Linked DNA regions of Homo sapiens: region 1 is linked to region 2. A link is an interaction called in ENCODE POLR2A ChIA-PET data of the cell type or tissue named here. Cell type or tissue: HepG2. All regions are shown on one strand. Each heading gives the region's core, and the rest is flanking DNA. Links, peaks and the distances in the headings are about the cores only. Region 1 overlaps SCN9A (sodium voltage-gated channel alpha subunit 9). Region 2 overlaps SCN1A-AS1 (SCN1A and SCN9A antisense RNA 1).

The links. ChIA-PET counts read pairs that join two places held together with the same protein. Peaks named below come from ENCODE experiments on the same cell type or tissue, not always from the same donor. Only the 100,000 strongest peaks of a DNase experiment are listed, where the experiment ranks them.
Region 1: POLR2A ChIA-PET joins it to region 2 with 17 read pairs; 2 of 35 experiments call an interaction of 5 or more read pairs at or near these places.

The regions. Positions count from the first base shown.
Region 1 is chr2:166,224,384-166,235,037 of GRCh38, reverse strand. It overlaps SCN9A (sodium voltage-gated channel alpha subunit 9), which reads left to right. Exons shown (of 27, transcript NM_001365536.1): 21 at 1,576-1,698; 22 at 6,066-6,347; 23 at 7,315-7,368; 24 at 8,334-8,471. All of the region lies in intron 4 of SCN1A-AS1 (SCN1A and SCN9A antisense RNA 1), which reads right to left. Among named protein-coding and RNA genes, the nearest start is that of SCN1A, 100 kb to the right of the region's middle. In HepG2, for the core only: no CTCF peak of the experiment used is centred there; DNase peaks (open chromatin) are centred at 4,657 and 5,137; H3K4me3 peaks cover 568 bases.
Region 2 is chr2:166,129,882-166,140,535 of GRCh38, reverse strand. The region is part of intron 2 of SCN1A-AS1 (SCN1A and SCN9A antisense RNA 1); the gene reads right to left. It also overlaps a transcript of SCN1A not described here. Among named protein-coding and RNA genes, the nearest start is that of SCN1A, 7.2 kb to the right of the region's middle. In HepG2, for the core only: no CTCF peak of the experiment used is centred there; DNase peaks (open chromatin) are centred at 4,475, 5,105, 5,565 and 6,025; H3K4me3 peaks cover 1,286 bases.

The sequences.
Region 1 (10,654 bases), core at 1,364-9,363, 95 kb before region 2:
GGGCACACCAGAGAGTCCCAAGGCAGCTCATGGCATCACATGGCGAGGGGTGTTCACTGAGAGCCAAACTGGGTTTTATAATAAACCCACTCTTGTGATATCTAACTCACTCCCATGATAACCCATTAAGCCCTTACTCTATATTCCATTCATGAAGGCAGAACCTTCATGACCTCATCACCTTTTAAAGGCTCTGCCTCTTAATACTGTTACATTGGGAATTAAGTTCCAACATGAGTTTCAAAAGGGACAAACATTCAAACCACAGCAAAACATTAAAAAAAAAATTTTCTGATTAAAGAGGGAGCATACATATTTTCAAGTGTTCTTAAGTGGAAAATAATGGATGTGAATGACTGGGCAAATTTAAGAGTGGCATGAGGAGTAATTTATTCTGCTAAATACGTAGCTTTAGGAATTTAAAAAAAAAAGCCATGTTACATTTAGTGAGACATCTGGAAATACTACATGAGGATGAGCACTTTAAAACACTTCCCGCTTCATCAGTCAGTTTACCTGTCTCTGATGGTAACAGCAATGAACTTTTTGTGAACAATGACTTTTTCTACGCCTGAAATAGATAAATATATAAAGTTGGCTCTCATCTGTTCCTATTCTTCCCTCGAAAAATTGAATCTCTCAGTCACTAACTTATTCGTAATGAAGAACTGCATTCCAGACATTTTTCTTAGACATCGTCTCCTGCTACACAGGATGTGAGGCAAATGAATATTTTCCATGGAACTAATTCAGAGAGTAAACATATTTATAGATCCAGATCTAAGGTCATGGAGGAGCTCATTGCTTTGTAACTAAAATGTGTATTGATTGTATTGCTGTTCATGTTCTTTCTTAAGATAATTTACGATAAGAACTCAAATTTCTTTTGGATACTGGTTATGGTAATTGTGGCTGATCTATCTAACATGATGAAGCTCTTATTATATCTATATTGATTGTGAAGCCAATGAGATCAGCTACTCTCATTCTCTCTTCAGTACAATTGTGATTTTTCTCCCATGAAAAACTATTTGGTAGATCTTTGGTGCTAATCTTTAGAAATTGTAGGGCAGAAGCAATCTTGTTGAGAATTTGCCCCAACTCAAAATCATGAGTCTTCAAAATGTTTTTTAATAAGATTTATACTAAGACATAGATTTAGTTGAGTGAATACCACACTTTTAGGGCTTAGCTTCAGAATCACACACTTCATTTTGACCTGAGTTTTATAATTAAAATGTTCACCATTGTTCTAATTAAATTTTTAGATTTAATAAGGAATTACAAAGCAATTGATTACAAAAGTGTGAAAAGCATATGCATGATTTCTATTCAAATAGAATAAACAACTTACTTTGCTTACATTATTTCTTCTTATTTTGGTTAACCTTCTTTTAAATCTATTTCCTTACAGAAACATCCATCTTACCCTATTTTTAGGCATTGACTACACAACTCCGTATATACCATCTTATTGTTCCTGTTGAGTTGCTTTTAGTGAGTTTCAGAATTGACTTTTTCCTTTTATGCTTCATCATTTTATTGACACAATTAATGAAAATGTTATTTTTATAGGTTTCTTTGGTTACTTTAGTGGCAAACACTCTTGGCTACTCAGATCTTGGCCCCATTAAATCCCTTCGGACACTGAGAGCTTTAAGACCTCTAAGAGCCTTATCTAGATTTGAAGGAATGAGGGTAAGAAAATACTAAACTTTATAATGTTCTTATTTTTTAATGGGGTTTAAAATATAAAAACAATGGGTATGTAGAAATTATGAGTTGTTTCTGTTTACATAAATACATAGGCTGTTTATGTATGTGTGTGTACATATACATATATACATATGCATATATGTATATATGCATATGTATACTATATAGTATGCATTTACATACTATATACAGTATGCATATATACTATATATAGTATGCATATATGGTATATATATGCATATTATATACACTAATAGTATATATATGCATATTACATATACTAATAGTATATATGCATATTATATATACTAATGGTATATATGCATACTAATATATAAATACTAATTATAGCATTAATTAAATAGTATATTACTAAAAATAGTATAATACTCATTAGTATATACTAGTATATTACTAAAAAAGTATAATACTAATTAGTATATACTATTATATATTAATATATACAGAATATGAAAGACTATATATAAAATATGCATATATAGTATAGTATATATATTATTTCATTTACTGTACATATTAGTATATATATGCATACTCTCTCTCTCTCTATATATATATATATATACACACACAGTATTTCAGTGCATATTGTTTAACAAGGGAATAAGTTAATCACAGTAATCCTGCCTTTATCTAATATTGTCAAACAATAGAATGATCCAAATGAGTGACTTTTTTCATATTAAATGGAAATCTTCCCTGTGCTAGGAAGTCCAAGTGAAAGGGGAAACTATTGTTCCTAACATCATCTCTCATACATAAGTAATCAAGGACCTACTTATATCAGGTGTTCAAATAATATTTGTTTAAGAAACTACCTGGGTAAGGAGCATTAGAAAAGATAGGTAAGTGAGACAGCATCAGCCATCACATTTAATTTCACCTTTAAAATAACATTGCAAAGTAAGTGGAATTATAACTAAATTATATTTGAGAAAACTAAAGCTCAGAGAGTTTACTTAATTTGCACTTAGGCTGCAGAGTGCCTGAAAAGATACTCAATTAGCAGAGACAAACAAGTTATAATGAATAACAACTACCATAACCTAGCTTTAAGGATTGTATTAAACCAGCAACTTTGTAACACACATGGAGGACAACAACTCTATTTTCTGTAATTAGTCCATATCCTCATGTGTTGGTACTCCTCTAAAATTTCTTCTCCAGATTTATACCTGCTATTTTATGCCTCTGTTCTGGAATGCTTCCCCTGCCCTGTCCCGACCCTAACCCGTTTGTATAGCAGACAAACACCTATCTGTCCTTTAAGGCTCAATTTAAAGTTGCCTTGTCCGTCCACCAGGAGACATAACTGGATATTCTCTCTCTGTTCAGACACCTAAAATCCTCATTATATTGTATTTTACTTATTTGTTTACTTAACTGCCTCCCTACCTTACCTTCTCTGAGCAATTTAACACGGAGATTAGTCCAGCTTACTGATACTTTAAGTGTGGTTTACTGACCAGCTATTAGCATTATCTACAAACTTATTAAAAAGACGGACGGATCATGAGGTCAGGAGTTCGAGACCAGCCTGGCCAATATGGTGAAACCCCATCTCTACTAAAAATGCAAAAAATTACCCGGGCATAGTGGTGCTCACCTGTAGTCTCAGCTACTAGGGAGGCTGAGGCAGAAGAATCGCTTGAACCCGGGAGGCAGAGGTTGCAGTGAGCCGAGATCATGCAACTGCACTCCAGCCTGGGGAACAGAGCAAGACTCTGTATCAAAAAAAAAAAAAAAAAAAAAGCAAATTCTTGGATCTCACCCCAGACCTACTGAGTCAGAAACTCCAGGATGGGGATAAGAAACTTGGGTTTTAACCAGCCTCAAGTGAACATTAGAGATCTTTCAGCCTACCAAATCTTCACTGTTATCCCTACAAACCTAATTATGACTGCAATCTCTGCTATTTTAATTATCCAGTGTATAACGGTTTCCAAGTATAAAAGAAAGATCATGATTATACAAAAAAGTTCATAAGCACAATTCAAAAATATTCTATCTACAAGTTGAAAATTACAAGTTTCATTTTGTGCAGAAAGGTGGTATTAGAATTCATTGACATTAACTTAATTTTTTGAGCATTAATAGAATGTTACAATCTATCACAACTTTCCCCTACAAAACCACTTCCTTCAGTGATTAAGCCAGCCCACTATTTAACTCTGTTTGCTCTTTGTTCTTTATCTGTATTACAGGTGAATTGGATGCAGGAGAATAGTTTAGTATATTTTGAGAGGCAAATGTCTATTTAGTTACATTTGTTAACCATGCAAAAAGAGACATTTATTCATGCCGCAGGGCTATTTTGAAGGATAAATGAAATAATGAAATAATGCATTTGAGGCATATTGTAGTCAGCTTGTTTGAGTCCTTAGGCTCTTTAGCTTTCCCAACTGGCTTCTCATCAGACCAATAGGTGCCTGTCTTTCTCAGAGACCCATGATTCCATCATTACTCACATTTTTTAGAAAAACATTTTAAACACCAACTATGTGTCAGGTGTTGTGATATAAAAAACACAGAGTACAGTGGTACATAGACCCCGGTCCCCAAAGAGTGAGTAGGGTCAATGGTTACAAGAGAGACAGACAAGGGCACATAATGATACAGGAATATACAGTAGGGAGTGGCTATCCGGGGAAGTCTGGGAAGACATCACAAGGAGGTGACATTTCAGACATTTCATGACTGAAGAGTAAGCCCCAAATCATAGGCAGATAGGCATTCAAGGCAGTGATACCACATGGTAGGGAGGCACAGAATAGATTGTGCAAGGTGTGCTTGGTCAGTGACTAGATGTATCAGAGTGCCTACGTGATAAACATAGTAGGGAGGGCAGCAGGAAATGAGCATGAAAAGGTAGGCTCTATTAAGAGCTGGCTACTTTGAACTTCATTCTCTATTCCTATTCCTCCTAATCTTTTTTGAGGTCACATAGACTGTAAGAATCTGATGAAAGTTAGAATTGTCTTTCCGGAAAGACAGCACAACCATAATGTTTGTTATATAATTTCATGCCCCCAGGAAACCTCTACAGGTCCATGAACTCCAAATAATCATTGCTCTGGACCAAAGGTCAACAAACCCCAGCCTGTTTTTGTAAAAATGTTCTTGGAACACAGCCATACCAGTTTGTTTATGTATGACCCATGACTACCATGGCAGAGTTGAATAGTTGCAACGGAGATATAACCCACAAAGCCTAAAAATATTTATAAAAATGTTTGCAAACCTTCTCCCTAGATGATCTGATTAGTAGTCAGAGATCCTTAGTATTTCTCTATTTTAAAGCATCTTGAGAACCTGCTTAATACATTGCAGAAAAGAAGGATCCCAGTGCTCCTTCCCTAACAGGTTAATCTTTAACACATTTGTACTTGAATGGGTGCTCAAGCTGAAGTGTAAGATGACAGGTAGGTTTTGAAAGATTAAGTAAATAAGAAAATCTGGAGAGTGTTAAATGCCACAGGAATTGCCCTGGATGAAAACTGGAGTGGCAAAGACAAACTGGTGATCAATAGCAGTACAAATGCTGAAAAGCAGAAATAAAGAAAGGATTAAAGAAAAACTGTTCCTAATTTTTGTCTTAACTGAGGCCAGCACTATATATATTTAGTCAAAGGCTTACATATAAAGTATTTAGAGTAATAATAATAAATTTAAAACGATTGCTCTTATTTCGTAGAACCAGCCAAATCTAAAGGATTTAAACCATTTAAAGATTCTCAATCCTTTTGTGGAGAATGTCTCAAAAAAAGAGAATAAGAAAAGAAAATAATTAAATTAAATTAAAATGATGTCCAGTCATAATTCCACCTACCTGATATACACCAATAGTTTCTCTATGGGGGAATCTTTAATGCTGGTAATAATAGGATCATGAACATTTAAATGTATATAAATATATATTTTTCATTTATGTTTATACATTTCTTTTTTTTCCAGAGTGTACAGATTTTACAAGTTTACCTTATCAATAACAGGTTTTGGTTTATTATTTTTATTTATTTTACATTTATTTAAGCTATTATATTATCTTAGTTATTTTGTCTTATATTTTGCTAACAATTTTATTGTGTGATAATCATGTAATTTGTAAGCCTGGTGATCACAGAGTTCATGTCTTATTTTGTCTTGCTTGGCACACTGCTGAGTGTAGAGTAGGCATTTAATAAACATGAGTCGGCTGGTTGGTTTGATGTCTTAGATATTTAAGGGCGGCTTTTCTAATTTATTTATGTCTGCATGGCATTTCTTTCATGTTGCCTATTTAACATCTTACTAATCCTAATCATGCTTTTCTTTCTTTTGAATACTAGGTCGTTGTGAATGCACTCATAGGAGCAATTCCTTCCATCATGAATGTGCTACTTGTGTGTCTTATATTCTGGCTGATATTCAGCATCATGGGAGTAAATTTGTTTGCTGGCAAGTTCTATGAGTGTATTAACACCACAGATGGGTCACGGTTTCCTGCAAGTCAAGTTCCAAATCGTTCCGAATGTTTTGCCCTTATGAATGTTAGTCAAAATGTGCGATGGAAAAACCTGAAAGTGAACTTTGATAATGTCGGACTTGGTTACCTATCTCTGCTTCAAGTTGTAAGTGTCCCATTTCATGAGTGCTTGGTATTTTAATAGATATTGGACGAAGGATATAAGTTATTCTTTAAATAGTATATTAATTATAAATTGAAGATAAAATACTGTGTGGTTTTTAAAACAGTGCCAGTCTTGGCCGGGCGCAGTGGCTCATGCCTGTAGTCTCTTCACTTTGGGAGGCCAAGGTGGGCAGATCATGAGGTCAGGAGTTCGAGACCAGTCTGGCCAACATAGTGAAACCCCATCTCTACTAAAAATACAAAAAAATTAGCTGGGTGTGGTGGCAGGCGCCTGTAATCCTAGCTGCTTGGGAGGCTGAGGCAGGAGAATCACGTGAACCTGGGAGGCGGAGGTTGCAGTGGGCCAAGATCGTGCCACTGCACTCCAGCCTGGGCTACAGAGCGAGACTCTTGTCTCAAAAAAAAAAAAAAAAAAAAAAAAAAGTGTTGGTCTTTCCTAGAACATGTTCCTACATGAATAAGAAGCATGGGTTCTGTTGCATTTGAGTTATTAATTTATAATTGACTCTTTGGTGTCATGTGGACTCCCATCTTGCACCATTCAAATATTGCTTCAAAAATGAACGTTTTTGAACTTCCTGCTTCACACTATGAAGGGATGAGAGGAACTTCCCACAGGCATGGAGAACCCTTTAAAAAATGGAGAAAAGATGTTTCCTGTCTTATTCATAAAATTTTCCTTCACCTTTAAAAAATAAAAGGTTATGTGCGAAATTCACAGGCAACTGTAACAATTTAGAAATAATTAACTGGGACTAAGATTTAGAATGTTACTTGGGAATATGTCCTTTTTAAAAAAATCTTTACATTAAATGGACATGTTGAATACAGCAAAACTTACTAGTATTACTTAATAATTGTGGTAACATTAAACAGACAAAACTCTGTTTATGGCTATTTTAGAATATGAGCTTAACATTCAAATTCTATTAATGTTATTCTTAAAGGCAACTTTTAAGGGATGGACGATTATTATGTATGCAGCAGTGGATTCTGTTAATGTAAGTATTGATTATCTTAGCACTAAACTTTATTTTTAAAAGCTTCTTAGTTTATTTCAGTGATTTCCAAACTATAACTTCATGAAGCCCTTGGGACTCACATAGACAATGAAGAACATCCACCTGATAGTAGCCTAGTGGTTGTGAGTACAGCAGTTGGAGATAGAGCCTGATTCAAATTCTAGCTGTACCATATCATCCAAGCTCTACAACTGACTTCGGGCAAATTACCTTACCTTCTTGAGACTTAGTTTATTTGTCTAATCTATAATTTAATGAATCTATCATTTGTCTAATAAATGTCTACAATCATCCAATGCCTACTCCATAGTGTTGTGAGGACCCAACAAGAAAATAGAAGCAGGGCACTTAGTGCAGGCTGGCATTACTAAATGCTCAGTAAATATGCGCTTATCAAAATAAAAATAAAATAATTTTAATGTATAGCTTTTACTGTTTTTACAGTTTAAAACACCTTGGATGAGTTTATGTGAAATAAGTTCCATGCTAAGAAACTTTAATGATTACTCCCTAGGTAATATTTTTACAAAATATAATAAAGATGTATTCGGAATCAAAAGAAAATACATGGCAAAATGTGTATAAATATGATAATGTCTCATTTACAGTACTTTTGGAAATAACATATACATAGTATGTCACTTAGTTATTGAATTTTCCTACCAATATGAGCACAAATATGCATATGATTAAGCCCTTTGTAGTTATTTGAAGATTATATTATTTATTACATAAGTATGTAATAAATTAAATAATAAGTATGTAATGAATACATGTTGAATAAATTGTTAAGAGTGATTATGTTAAACCTCAACAATGCTATGGCTTCTTAAATCCTATGTTTACCTAGGATAGCACTGTTTGAATTACCTGGTCAAACCATGTGAAAAAGAAAATAATGAATGTTACTGTCCATATAATGCTAACTTTTGTAAATTTTATAGGTAGACAAGCAGCCCAAATATGAATATAGCCTCTACATGTATATTTATTTTGTCGTCTTTATCATCTTTGGGTCATTCTTCACTTTGAACTTGTTCATTGGTGTCATCATAGATAATTTCAACCAACAGAAAAAGAAGATAAGTATTTCAAATATTTTTCATTGTAATGAAAGGGATGAACAATTATTTTCCAAAAAAGATAATGTAAAGTTTAATTTGATATCAATTCATGATTAATTTTATTAGAACTTCATTTATTTTTCAAATAATTGACTAGTATACAATTACAAATATGCTTAATCTTATTCATTTTTGCACAGAAAACAATTTTCTAAATAATAGGTTCTGGCTAACTTATGATTTAGGTTAAACCCATAGGTTTTGAGCAATATATCAACTATTCTGTTTTTTCCAATGTTTCCTATAGAGGATTGAATAATTAAGAAAAATCAATACACTATTTATTCAAAACACATTTTATAAGTAGTTATTTATTTTATTTTGTGTAATATATATTGGGTTGGAGCTTGGGGAGACCAACGTAAGATATGGTTCCTGAGCTCAAGGAGTTTATGTCATAGCAGAATAAATAACACAGGTAATGAAAATTAAGACTTGTTGAATACTGTAATTTGAGCAATCTTCTGAAATTTTTAATTAATTAATCTTCACATCAACTGTATTAGTTTCTTTGACCTACGAGAACAGGATAATACAAACCTGAGGGCTTAAAACAAGAGAAATATATTCTCTCACACTTTTGGAGGTTAGAAGTCCAAATTCAAAGTGTCAGCAGGTCCATGTTCTCTTTAAAGCCTCTAAGAAAATATATTTTATTGCCTCTTCCAGCTTCTGGTAGCCCAGGTGTTTCTTGGTTTATGGCAACAGAACTCCAATCTCTCCCATTATAGTGACATGCCATTTTCCCTCTGTGTGTCTTTCTCCTCTACTAGTAAGGATGCCAGTCACACTGGATTAAGAGCCCACTCCACTCCAGTATGACTTCATCTTAATTACATCTGCAATGACATTATTTTCAAATAAGGTCACATTCTGAAGTGCTAAGGGTTAGGACTTATATGTACCTTCTTAGGGCACACAATCCAACCCATAACATCAATCACAAAAGTATTATTACAGAGTCTCTTTCACAAATGAGGAAAGGCACACAGAGGTTAAGTGACTTACCCAAGGTCATATATCGAGTATGTGATGAAGGTTAGATAGAGTCAGTAGTAAATTCGATGTATCTTGTACTCTATTAAACTCTCTACTATGCTCTATCCCCAAATACTATAATCATGATAAATACAATAAGAAAAATTAACAAGCACAAAAAATATACATGACAGTCAGAGTAAAAATAGATGCTGCTATAGAATGGTTTATGAAATACGTGACAATTGAGAAGGCTTTGGAAGGTGGGAAAGAAGACATGTAGCAACGGAGAGGCAAAAGAATGGCTAACCCACATGGAGTGAAACAGAAATGAATGAGCAAATGAATTGTGTTGATAAAAGAGGCAGCAATTCAGGGGGGATAGCAATGCTTTCGGTTTTGAAGAAATTTAAGATTTGGAGAAATAGTAAAAGATGAGGTTTTAACCTGCCTGAGAGTAGATATAAAAAGCCGTATTAGACCTTTTTTAATAGCAGCTGGTGTTTCATTCATATATGTTGAGTAGGGAAGAATATGGAAGCAGGAGATTGATGTTTATTAAGACTCCATGATATGTCAGATCCTGTGTAAAATACTTCTAACATAATTGTAGTCAAATTTTACAACAAATCTAAAAGACATAGTATCCTCATTTAACCTCTCAGAAAAATTATCTTATTTGCACATGGCCTGACAGCTAAAAAGTAGTTTCATTATGGATCTAGCTCCAGAATTGCTTTTTCTAGAGACTGAGCTTTACAAAAAATTAATCTAGCAGTGATGCACAAAATGACTAGGGAAGGACCAAAGACTATTTCAGACCCTGCTTGACCTGCCACCTGGACCACACTAAGTCTCCAAATTAGTCCTGTGTGTCAATGGAGAATAGGAAATATGTTCCATTAAAACATTTTAGAGGGTAGAATCTACAGTATTGCTTGTGATTTGCAAGAGATAAAGGAGTCTAATTCTGGAGTTTCTTGTCAACTAACTGAGATACTCTGGTTGTGGTACCACCTATACAAAAAGAGATCTTTGGAGACTAAATGGTAGAATTACAAAAGAGAATAATAATTTTGGGTACTGGCTTAGCATCTAAGAAGACAGATGTACATGTACCAAAATGTCATTAGTGTGCATGATTGACTATTTGCAAGTAGACA
Region 2 (10,654 bases), core at 1,694-9,693:
TTCACTTGCTATGGAAGATTGAAGAATCTGAGACAAGTAAGAAGGAAGATCTCCATTTGCCTCCCTCCCACCCTGCCACATGCTGCCCCCTAACATGTTTGACAAGAATCCAGGCTACAGACTGATCATACACCTAAAAACTATCTTCGGTCAGCTACTTGTAGAAATGTCTCTCCCCCATTATGTCCTTATATGAGCTTAATGTGATGTAATCCTTAGCAGTAAAGAAAGACTATTGTCTTCTGTTTGTTTGCCTGTGAACTCGAATTGCAGAGACTTTCCACCATAATTTTAATAATGTGATATTGTGGAGAGTTTTAGTATGGCCTTATGGTAAGATTAGGTACTTTGGAGATACACTGCTGGTTTCAGAATCACACTTAGTCACCTCGTTACTGTGTGATCTTGGCCAAGATGCTCAACTACTCTGAGCCTCAGTTGCCTCATTTATAAATTCATGAAGATAACATGGTAATAGCAACTATTTTATGAGACTGTTGTGAGGTTTGAAGGTCCCAAAATATATTAAGTCCTCAATAAAATTAACAACAATTATTATTATTCTAAAATTATTCTTAGAATTTATCTAAAAATAGTACTGCTTGAATATCCATATGTTTATTCCTGAGTCTCTACCTGCTATGATTTGGCTGTGCCCCACTCAAATCTCATCTTGAATTGTAGCTCCCATAATTCCCATGTGTTGTGGGAGGGACCTGGTGAGAGATAACTGAATCGTGGGAGCAGTTTTCCCCATACTGTTCTTGTGGTGGTGTATAAGTCTCACGAGATGGTTTTATAAGGGGTTTCCCCTTTCACTTGGCTCTCATTCTCTCTTGCCTGCTGCCATGTAAGATGTGCCTTTCATCTTCTGCCATGATTACCCAGTCTCAGGTATGTCTTTATCAGCAGCATGAAAATGAACTAATACACTGGGCAATTTACAAAAGAAAAACAAGTTTCTTGAACTCATAGTTCCACGTGGCTGGGGAGGCCTCACAATCATGCTGGAGGCAAGGAGTAGCAAGTCACATCTCACATGGATGGCAGCAGGCAAAAAGAGAGTTTTTGCAGGCAAACTCCCATTTTTAAAGCCATCAGATCTTGTGAGACTTATTCACTATCATGAGAACAGCACAGGAAAAACCCACCCACATGATTCAATTACCTCCCACTGGGTTCCTCCCATGACACATGGGAATGGTGGGAGTTACAATTCAAGATGAGATTTCAGTGGGGACACAGCCAAACCATATCATTCCACTCCTGGCCCCTCCCAAATCTCATGTCCTCACATTTCAAAACCAATCTTGCCTTCCCAACAGTCCTCCAAAGTCTTAACTCATTTCAGCATTAACTGAAAAGTCCACAATCCAAAGTCTCAAGGCAAGTCCCTTCTGCCTATGAGGCTATAAAATCAATAGCAAGTTAGTTACCTCCTAGATACAATGGGAGTACAGGCATTGGGCAAATACAGCCATTCAAAATGGGAGAAATTGGCCAAAACAGAGGAACTACAGACCCTGTGCAAGTCTGAAATCCAGCAGGGCAGTCAAATCTTTAAGCTCCAAAATGATCTTTGATTCCATGTCTCACATCCAAGTCACGTTGATGCAAGAGGTGGGTTCCCATGGTCTTGGGAAGCTCCACACCTGTTGCTTTGCAGGGTACAGACTCCCTCCTAGTTGCTTTCACAGGCTGGCATTAAGTGTGGCTTTTCCAGGAACACAGTGCAAGCTGTCAGTGGATCTACCATTCTGGGGTCTGGAGGATGGTGACCCTCTTCTCATAGCTCCACCAAGTGGTACACTAGTAGGGAATCTGTGTGGGGGCTCTGACCCCACATTTCCCTTCCATACTGCCTTAACAGAGGTTCTCCATGAGGGCCCCACCCCTGCAGCAAACTTTTGCTGGGCATCCAGGCGTTTCCATACATCTTCTGAAATCTAGGCAGAGGTTCTCAAACCCCAGTTTTTGACTTCTGTGCACTTGCCGGCTCAACACCACGTGGGAGCTGCCAAGGCTTGAGGCTTGCACCCTCTGAAGCTATGACCCATGCACTATGTTGGCCCCTTTCAGCCATAGCTGGAATGGCTGAGGCAAAGGGCACAAAGTCCCTAGGCTGCATACAGCATGGGAACTCTGGGCCTGGCCCATGAAACCACATTTTCATCCTAGGCCTCCAGGCTTGTGATGGGAGGAGCTGCTATGAAGGCCTCTGAATGCCCTGGAGACATTTTCTTCATTGTCTTGGGGATTAACATTCAGATCCTCATTGCTTATGCAAATTTCTGCAGCTAGCTTGACTTTCTCCTCAGAAAATGGGATTTTCTTTTCTATTGCATTGTCAGGCTGCAAATTTTCCAAACTTTTATGCTCTGTTTCCCTTTTAAAATTGAATGCCTTTAATAGCACCCAAGTCACCCCTTGAATGCTTTGCCACTTAGAAATTTCTTCCACCACATACCCTAAATCATCTCTCCCAAGTTCAAAGTTCCACAAATGTCTAGGGCAGGGACAAAATGCCACCAGTCTCTTTGCTAAAATATAACAAGAGTCACCTTTGCTCCAGTTCCCAACAAGTTATTCATCTCCATCTGAGATCACCTCAGCCTGGATTTCGTTGTTCATATCATTATCAGCATTTTGGTCAAAGCCATTCAACAAGTCTCTAGGGAGTTCCAAACTTTCCCACATTTTCCTTTCTTCTTCTGAGCCCTCCAAATTGTTCCAACCTCTGCCTGTTACCCAGTTCCAAAGTGGCTTCCACATTTTTGGGAATCTTTTTAGCAGTGCCCCACTCCCAGTACCAATTTACTGAGTAGTCCATTTTCAAGCTGCTGATAATGACATACCTGAGACATGACAATTTACAAAAGAAAGAGGTTTATTGAACTTACAGTTCCAAATGGCTGGGGAGGCTTCACAATCATGGCAGAAGGCAACGAGGAGCAAGTCACATCTCACATGGATGGCAGCAGGCAAAAAGAGAGCTGTGTCAGCAAAATCCCATTTTTAAAGCCATCATATCTGATGAGACTTATGCACTATCATGAGAACAACACAGGAAAGACTCGCCACCATGATTCAATTACCTCCCACCAGGTTCCTCCTACTACATATGGGAATTGTGGGAGTTACAATTCAAGATGAGATTTGAGTGGGGACACAGCCAAACCATATCATACACTACCATATACTAGGCACTGTATTAAGGGTTAGGGTATTAAATAGAATCTTTTATCATAAAGATTTTTGTTCATCTCTGTAAAATATTTTAGACACATGTGTTTTGCTTTTTAAACAAAGAAAAAGAGATGTTTTTAGAGATAAGATGAGACACATTGTTATTTTCCCCAGTTCCCACCAGCCCTTCACAACTGCCAACCTGGAAAAAACATTCCCAGAGCCCAACAAATGCTGGAGCCCTGGAAGAAGGGCTACTAGCAGGAGCACTGGACTCCAAGGAATGCAGACCAGGGAAGAGAGTGTTGGGAGTATTAAAATGTAGGTTAGAAGTGGAATAATGGACAAGTAGAGGGAAAGACTTTCAAGTCCACTTTCCAGGGATTGAGAAACTTGGGGTCCTTCATCCGTTGGCTTTGAATGCAGCCCAAGACAGGCATTAGCAGAAAATTGGAGAGTCTCCCCGACCACACCTCACTTCCTAGCTTAAAAAAGCAGCTGCATTCCTCTTTAGTTAAACCTCTCAGTTGGGTCTTCTAAAGCTCTAGCTCTCACCGGAATCTGGTGCCACTTTCACTCTTGCCTGGAATGGCATTGGCTCTCTCTATTGCTAGTTCCTGGGCACTCATCAACCATCTTAACCCACTTGGTCAATAGTTTCTCCATAATTATTTTTATTTTAACCATTTTGAATGTACCATCTACTTTCTGCTAGGACCATGACTGCATCTGAGGTATAATTTTAAAGCAACAAATGGTTCATGGAAGGGTAACTCTGTTTGTGATGCCCAAGAGAGGAGACTTAGGGCAGATAGAGATACATATAAAGCTACTGCTGTCCTAGAGAGCAGAGGGACAAGAAAAGGGGAGAGAGAACACTCATTAGCAGTTGTGTGTGTGTAGCATAACATAACATATATATATATGCATATATATGATATGTAATCTTAGAAACAACTACCATGTGAAGTAGAGCAAATGATCGCTGAGTTTCATCCTTGCTAAGAGCATGGGAAAATCCACATTCTATGTTTGCTTAGTTGCAGAAAGAATAAGGGAAGCAGAAACGTCAGGGGTCACATCCCCTATGTGTCAATTAAAGGGGTGCAGACTCAGAAGGTGTCCTTACCTACTTTATTTAGCCTGCTCTTCCCCACAAAGATGAGGAATACAGGTGACTTTGATGTCATGATAGCAATCAGAATGTAAAAGAGACTTTCAAAAAGACCTAGTGCAACATGGAAACAAGGACTTTAGTCTCTGAGCTTCCTTATGTATCAAGTGTCATAGAAAATGTTGAGACAAAGTGGTTCTGTCATTTCAACAACCCATAATGAGCAGAAGAATCTGTTTGCCTTTCATGCCACTGCAGATGAACAGGTATGAGAGACTGCACTTAGGCATGAAAGTGCCGCTGCCTAGCACCTCTATCCCATGCTCACATCCGAATCTTCTCAGGTGTGGGTAAGACATCTCAGTTCTCTGCTATTTGATATGAATAGGGGCAATCCCAGAAGCAGCAACTGAGCTCATGGGCCCCAAAATTTCCAAGGAATCACGAGGAGAACTAGGCTAAATGTCATTATTTTCTGACCTTCGATGTACCTTTTCCCTAGTCACTTGCCAATCTCTTCTAAAGGGCCTCAGTCCCTGGAGTGGACCCTAATGATTTCTGTCCATTATTTGGCCTAGAGTAGAATTCTTGCTTTTCTCAAGGAAAGAAACAAAAAGAAAAGATGTAACCAAATGTAATTTATGTGAGTTTGTAAATTGATATCCGAAGATTGGAACTGCATACAGATGTGTCAAAAATGTTAATTTCCCCAAGAAATATGGTAGCACCTAATTCTAGCGACACTTGTATACTTTACAGATGGCTTTGCTGTGCTCCTGGTAAAGTCAATGACTTTCTGCCTTTGAACATGAAAGGAAAAAGATGTTGACAGGAATTCTTTAGGGAAACAGAAACTACATATTTGCTTATGCTAAGTTATGGCAAAGTTCAGTTTTATTCTGTAAATAAAGCGTTGTCTTCATAAATATCAGCTATATCCTTTAGAGTAAAGAAAGTCCTCTTTATTAAAAAAATCTAATTGAAACTCTTCAATAGGTAGGCAAGTGAGGTGATTGATATAAAGATATACTTAAGTGGAAAATTGGTATTCGAGTTCCAATAAGTAATCAATCATATTGTTCTTGGTAATAGCTTTTGTTGATTCATCTTTGCAAGGGATGTCGGGGGGTAGGGGGGATTGCTGAATGAAATAAATCAGGAAAGAACCCAAGCATTATGTTTAACTGACTTAAGAGCAAAGGAAAGAACACATAAACACAGAATAGAATCCACACAGTAACTTCATTCTTTATGATTGCTCAGGCATTTTCATTATTTGCATTTATGTTTATTTTCTCTTTATCCTCCTGTGGCAATAGATATGGAGATAATGCTTTAAATATTGTGATGTACCTTGATCTTTTCTGAAGAACCAAAGCTTTATGAAATCTTGATACATTTAAAGGAGGGGTATAAAGCTCAGGCATGTGAAATGTTGAATTTTGTCTCCCCATATGACAGATAACCATCATATAAATGTGGTTTATTAGACTAAAAAAGTAGAACACATATTTTTAGATTACATCTTGGCATTTCAAAGAAAGTATAGAACTTCAAGATAGTTTGCTTCCTGGATATTTTCTGGAGCTGTCTTTGGGCCTGCATTCCTGAAAGCTGTCAATGCTACACTCTGCATACCCAGAGCTCGTGCCCTTGGGCTTGAGTACTTTGTGGTTAATATTTAAGAACCGCATGTGGAGCTAGATTGAAGGACAGTCACTTTCTTTATTCTTTGCTAAAACCAATGTTGGTTAGTCCATCACCTTCTTAAACAGTAACTGCATTCATACCCTTCATCACATCCATCTCTCTGTCAAAACATGAGTGAAAATCAATTGTGGCATATCTAGAAATACTTCACTCACTTCCATTTTGCTTCTTATGTGCTGATGTACCTTACTCAATATTAATTTCCTTTAGAGTTAAACTGTGGGAAAACTTGAATGGACCTTTGTGGTATAAAACTATCTATGTGACCTTGGACAAGTCACTGCACCTCTCTTGGCATCAGTTTCCTCATATCCAAAATAAGAACACTTGCCTGGTTTATCTCTGAGACTTTTCCAGCTCCACAATTTCTCAATGATTAGCAAAACCCTATCGATAAAGCAATGGTAATGATTTATGTAAATTGACATTCTTTTTTATGAGGTTTACAAAGTTATTTTATTCTACTCCAGGGTTTTGTTGGAAGTCTATTACGGAATTTTTATTCATCAATACTCAGCAGATGTTATCAGGTTCTCTCCAGAAACTACCTTAATTCTACCACAGACTTGGGATATGTTTGGGGAACAATGACAAAAAAAATAAGTCATAGTTCTTACTTTCAAAGAGATTATTGAGTGGGGTCAGACCGTGGAGAGGTGCACCGATAGAGGGTGGAGGAAGATGCGGTCAAAGAAGAGAAGGTCCTGAAAACAGAGGAAACAAAGGAAGCGGAACAGTGAAGGCATAATGGCTCCCTGCTTGTTTAGGAAAAGGCAGAGTTTGTTGTTTTGAAAAACGACATTTAGTGTCATCTTCACTAAATATTAATAATGTCTTCTTACACGTTAGCTAAAGAAGAAAAGATCAAAAATAAACCAGGCCCCCAAATAATAAAGGATTTAAAATTAAAGATATATACAGAGCACTATAGTAATTTTTGAAGTGCTGTTCAGTTGGTGATATAATCAGAGGAATAATGCTATTACATCAAGTGATAAAAAGTAATTTTGTGATTTAATACTCATTCTGAACCTATATTGTAATGCTAATCTCATCAGATGATTGACATTCATATACTTAATTTCCCTTTGAGAAATCAGGTTCATGTATTATTCTGTCTTGTTTATAAAAGCTACTTATTTGGTTTAGGAATATTGTTATTTCCCTCTCCAACACCAATGTCTGCCTATGTAATTGAAAGGAAATTGCAGTGAATCTTCCAACAAGGAGTAACTGCTTCCCTGAAATAATCACCTGCAGACATAATTCTGGCTTCTGTGCGTTGTCTCGATAGCAGGGAAGGCAGAGGGCAACTGGGGAATCTGATTATCTCCATCATAATCCCACAACTTCCCTCCTTTCTCTTTTGCTTTTAATTACTGCATTGTGGTGAGTTAAGAAAAGCCTATACTATTTTTTCTTCTCCACTACCAGAAAGAGAGAGAGATAACTGGCATTCTCTCTCTAAGGATTTTTAAAATACTTTTAATAAAATTTTAAATAGTGTAATGTGTGCCCACAAGCACATTGGTTCTAAAGATACTTCAAAAATACTTCAGAATCAAATCTGTAAGAAAAAAAAATTCAATTATTTATGTTCATTATATTACAAGTGATTTAAAAACTGGTTATCTGTGCATCAAAAAATGCAAGCCTATAGCAGCTCTGATTCAGTGAATTCCAGTTGCGGGGAGGGGAGGAGCCCTCAGATATTTTTATATCATATTTGAAAAAAATGGCTGATTATTATTTTTTTAATTTATGGAATGTATGGACTTTACCAGAGTTTCAAAAGTCCACTTTAGTACCTATAAGATATTTTGAAATCAGTTGGCCAATTCTTGCCATCAAAAAATTGTAACTTTAAACTTGCAGAAAAACTAGTTGGCTCTAGTCCTAAAAGAGAGTTCTTAATTGCAGTTTCTGCATTTATTTGTCTAATAGCAAATAAATTTCACATTCATTTCTGACTCCCTTTCAAAAGGGCAGGTTAATCTCAAAAGGAAATATATGAGTTTATCATTTTCGGCTAGGATATGGTTTCTATTTCTAAAATAGTGGCACAGTGTTGGTGAATGCTTTGTGAGAGCAAGGAATTGGTAGTAGATTTTTGCAGAATGCTGCATTTACCAAAAGAAAAAAAAAAACCACTAGGAAATTGACATCTACAAAAGCAAAGTACTTAAGTAGTAAATTACATTTACCAAGGATCACATCAGTAGTGTGCTTTATCTGATTATTCCAATCAAAAGGGGGCAAAGTCAGGATTTGTAGTGATACAGTGGTCCTGTAGATCTAAAATCTTAAGGTCTGAGTTTAAATCCAAACTCTAGCATTTGCTATCTGTGTTGGGATCACTCCCCGACTTCATCAGAAGACCTGCTAACATCTAGACTTGTCTGTTGTCACCACCATCTCCTTTGGGATACCACCTCAAGGTACTCAAGTTCGCCTCCAGCCTCCAATTCCTTTCCTGCGGTGGGAAGAGAGGGGAGACCCAGCTTCATGTTGCTCAGTGACTATAGATTCCCAAACAAATGACAGGGGAATTTAGAAACATTTCTGCCTTAAAACTCAAATGTCATTTATAACTCTAAACAAGGGAATCTGGAACTCAAAACATAATGATTTGGTCATCACTTTGGGAAATTTTTGGCTAAAAATTAAGAATGGTTTCCTTCTCCTTGGCAGGCATAAAGTTAATTAATAAATTCTCTTCATAAGGCAGCTGGTTAAAGTTTCAGAACTCCACAACTCCAGGAGATACACATTTGAAAGAATATTTTTGATAACCAATTACCTTTATTTTCTATGCAAGAAAATATTAAAGAATATTCAGATACTAATTACACTAATTCCTCAGCCTTCTGATAATGAGATAGTTCTCTCTTTGAACTCTTTCAAGATCTAATGGCATCGAGAGACTCTCCTTTATGTCGTAAAACTAACAGACAAAATTACCTGGCCCAGCTTTTTCCACCTGAGTGACCTCACGCTCTCTTTAATACCCAAAATCTATTGACAGAGATTATGTCCCATTATAATATTCCCTTTTATGTTTTGGCACTGAGCAGTGCAACTGACAGAGCTATAACAAAGTAACAACCACATTCACAGGACAGAGACGGAGTCTTACAGAGACGGAGTCTTACAAAGACTAAATGACATCTTACGCCTTCATTCTCTTTTCCTTGTTAGGAACTCTCATAAAAAAGCCACAGCCATGCCCCCTCAGCCTGTTTAGCAGGTTCATGCATTACAGATTGAAGTATTGTCACCTAGGAAGTAGGCAGCTAATTTTTTCCAGCTTCTGAAACAAGATTACAAAGGGGTTCCTGGAATGGCTAACTTTACCAACGGGGGCAGAGGAAGATTAGTTTTTCATTTTTTGAAGTTGGAAACGTAACAGTGAGAAAGAGACAAAATTATCTCTCAATAAATTAATCTACAAAAAAATAAATAAAATGCAAAGCTGGTTCCACAGGGAGTTTACATTCTGGGAGCCAAATAAGATACATATATAAAACTCTTAGAACAAGGTCAAATGGGATAAGTGTAGTAGTGACATAGGGTAGCACAGAGTTTTGTTTTAATATCTTCTGCTAACTTTAAAAAATAAATATGTGATTTTAAGTGCATATTACACTAATTTAATAAAAATCTCATATTTTGCCTTTATGCTCAGTCTGAAACATGGAAGATTTAAAGTTACTAATACTGTAAAACTGCTTCAGCTCTGACGAATGAAGTATCTGTGTACAGAATGATGAGTTGTTAGTTAATAGTACTCTTTGGGCCATGCTTGGGATATTGGCCTTTTCTAGGAGTCTGTATGAGAATAGTCATTTATCTCCTTATGCTCAATGCTTTCAACTTGTCAAATGACCATGTTTCATAAGATACAACATAAAATTGTTCTATAATTAACAAAAGAAAAAAGAATTCTATCTGCTGAGAAAATAGAAAAGACGTTGGAGAAGAGAGAATATTTGACCCAGACATTTAAAATATCCGCCGAATTTGCTATGTGTAGATGGATGAAAGGTCTGCCAAGAGAAGTGAAGGTTGTGAACAAAGACATGGAGGCGGAAGAAAGGTAGTGTGCACACTGAATGCGTTGTGCCTTTCCATATGACTGACATGTCAATGTAAACTCCACAAAGGGAGGGTTTTGATCTGGTTTGTTTGCCGATGTTACTTAAGTATCTGGAAAAGTGCCTGGCATATATCAGGTGCATGAAGAAGTGAATAAATGAAGTGTCAGATGCCCAGAATATGAATAATACTTGATAGATGCAGTACTGGCAACTTTCTTGAAGCTAATGAAGTGGTTAGGACTCCATAGTTCAACAGAAACCAAGTTCACTTAAGCAAACATGGAGTTTGAGTTTATCATGGGACTCAACATCAAGAAAGTGTTTGGATCTTGAGTAGACTGGAGATGGAAACAGTCTGTCTCTGTCTTTTGTCACTTCTTCCTCCACATCTGTGTGGCTGGCTGCTATTTCAGTATCCTGGTCCACCTGGTCCTGAGTCCCCATGGTGAGGGAAAGCTGACTCCATAGCTGCCAGAATCACATGTAGTGGCTCTCTTTGACCAGGTCAGCTGCGTAGATACCCTCTCTTGCTCCAGTCCTCTGTAGC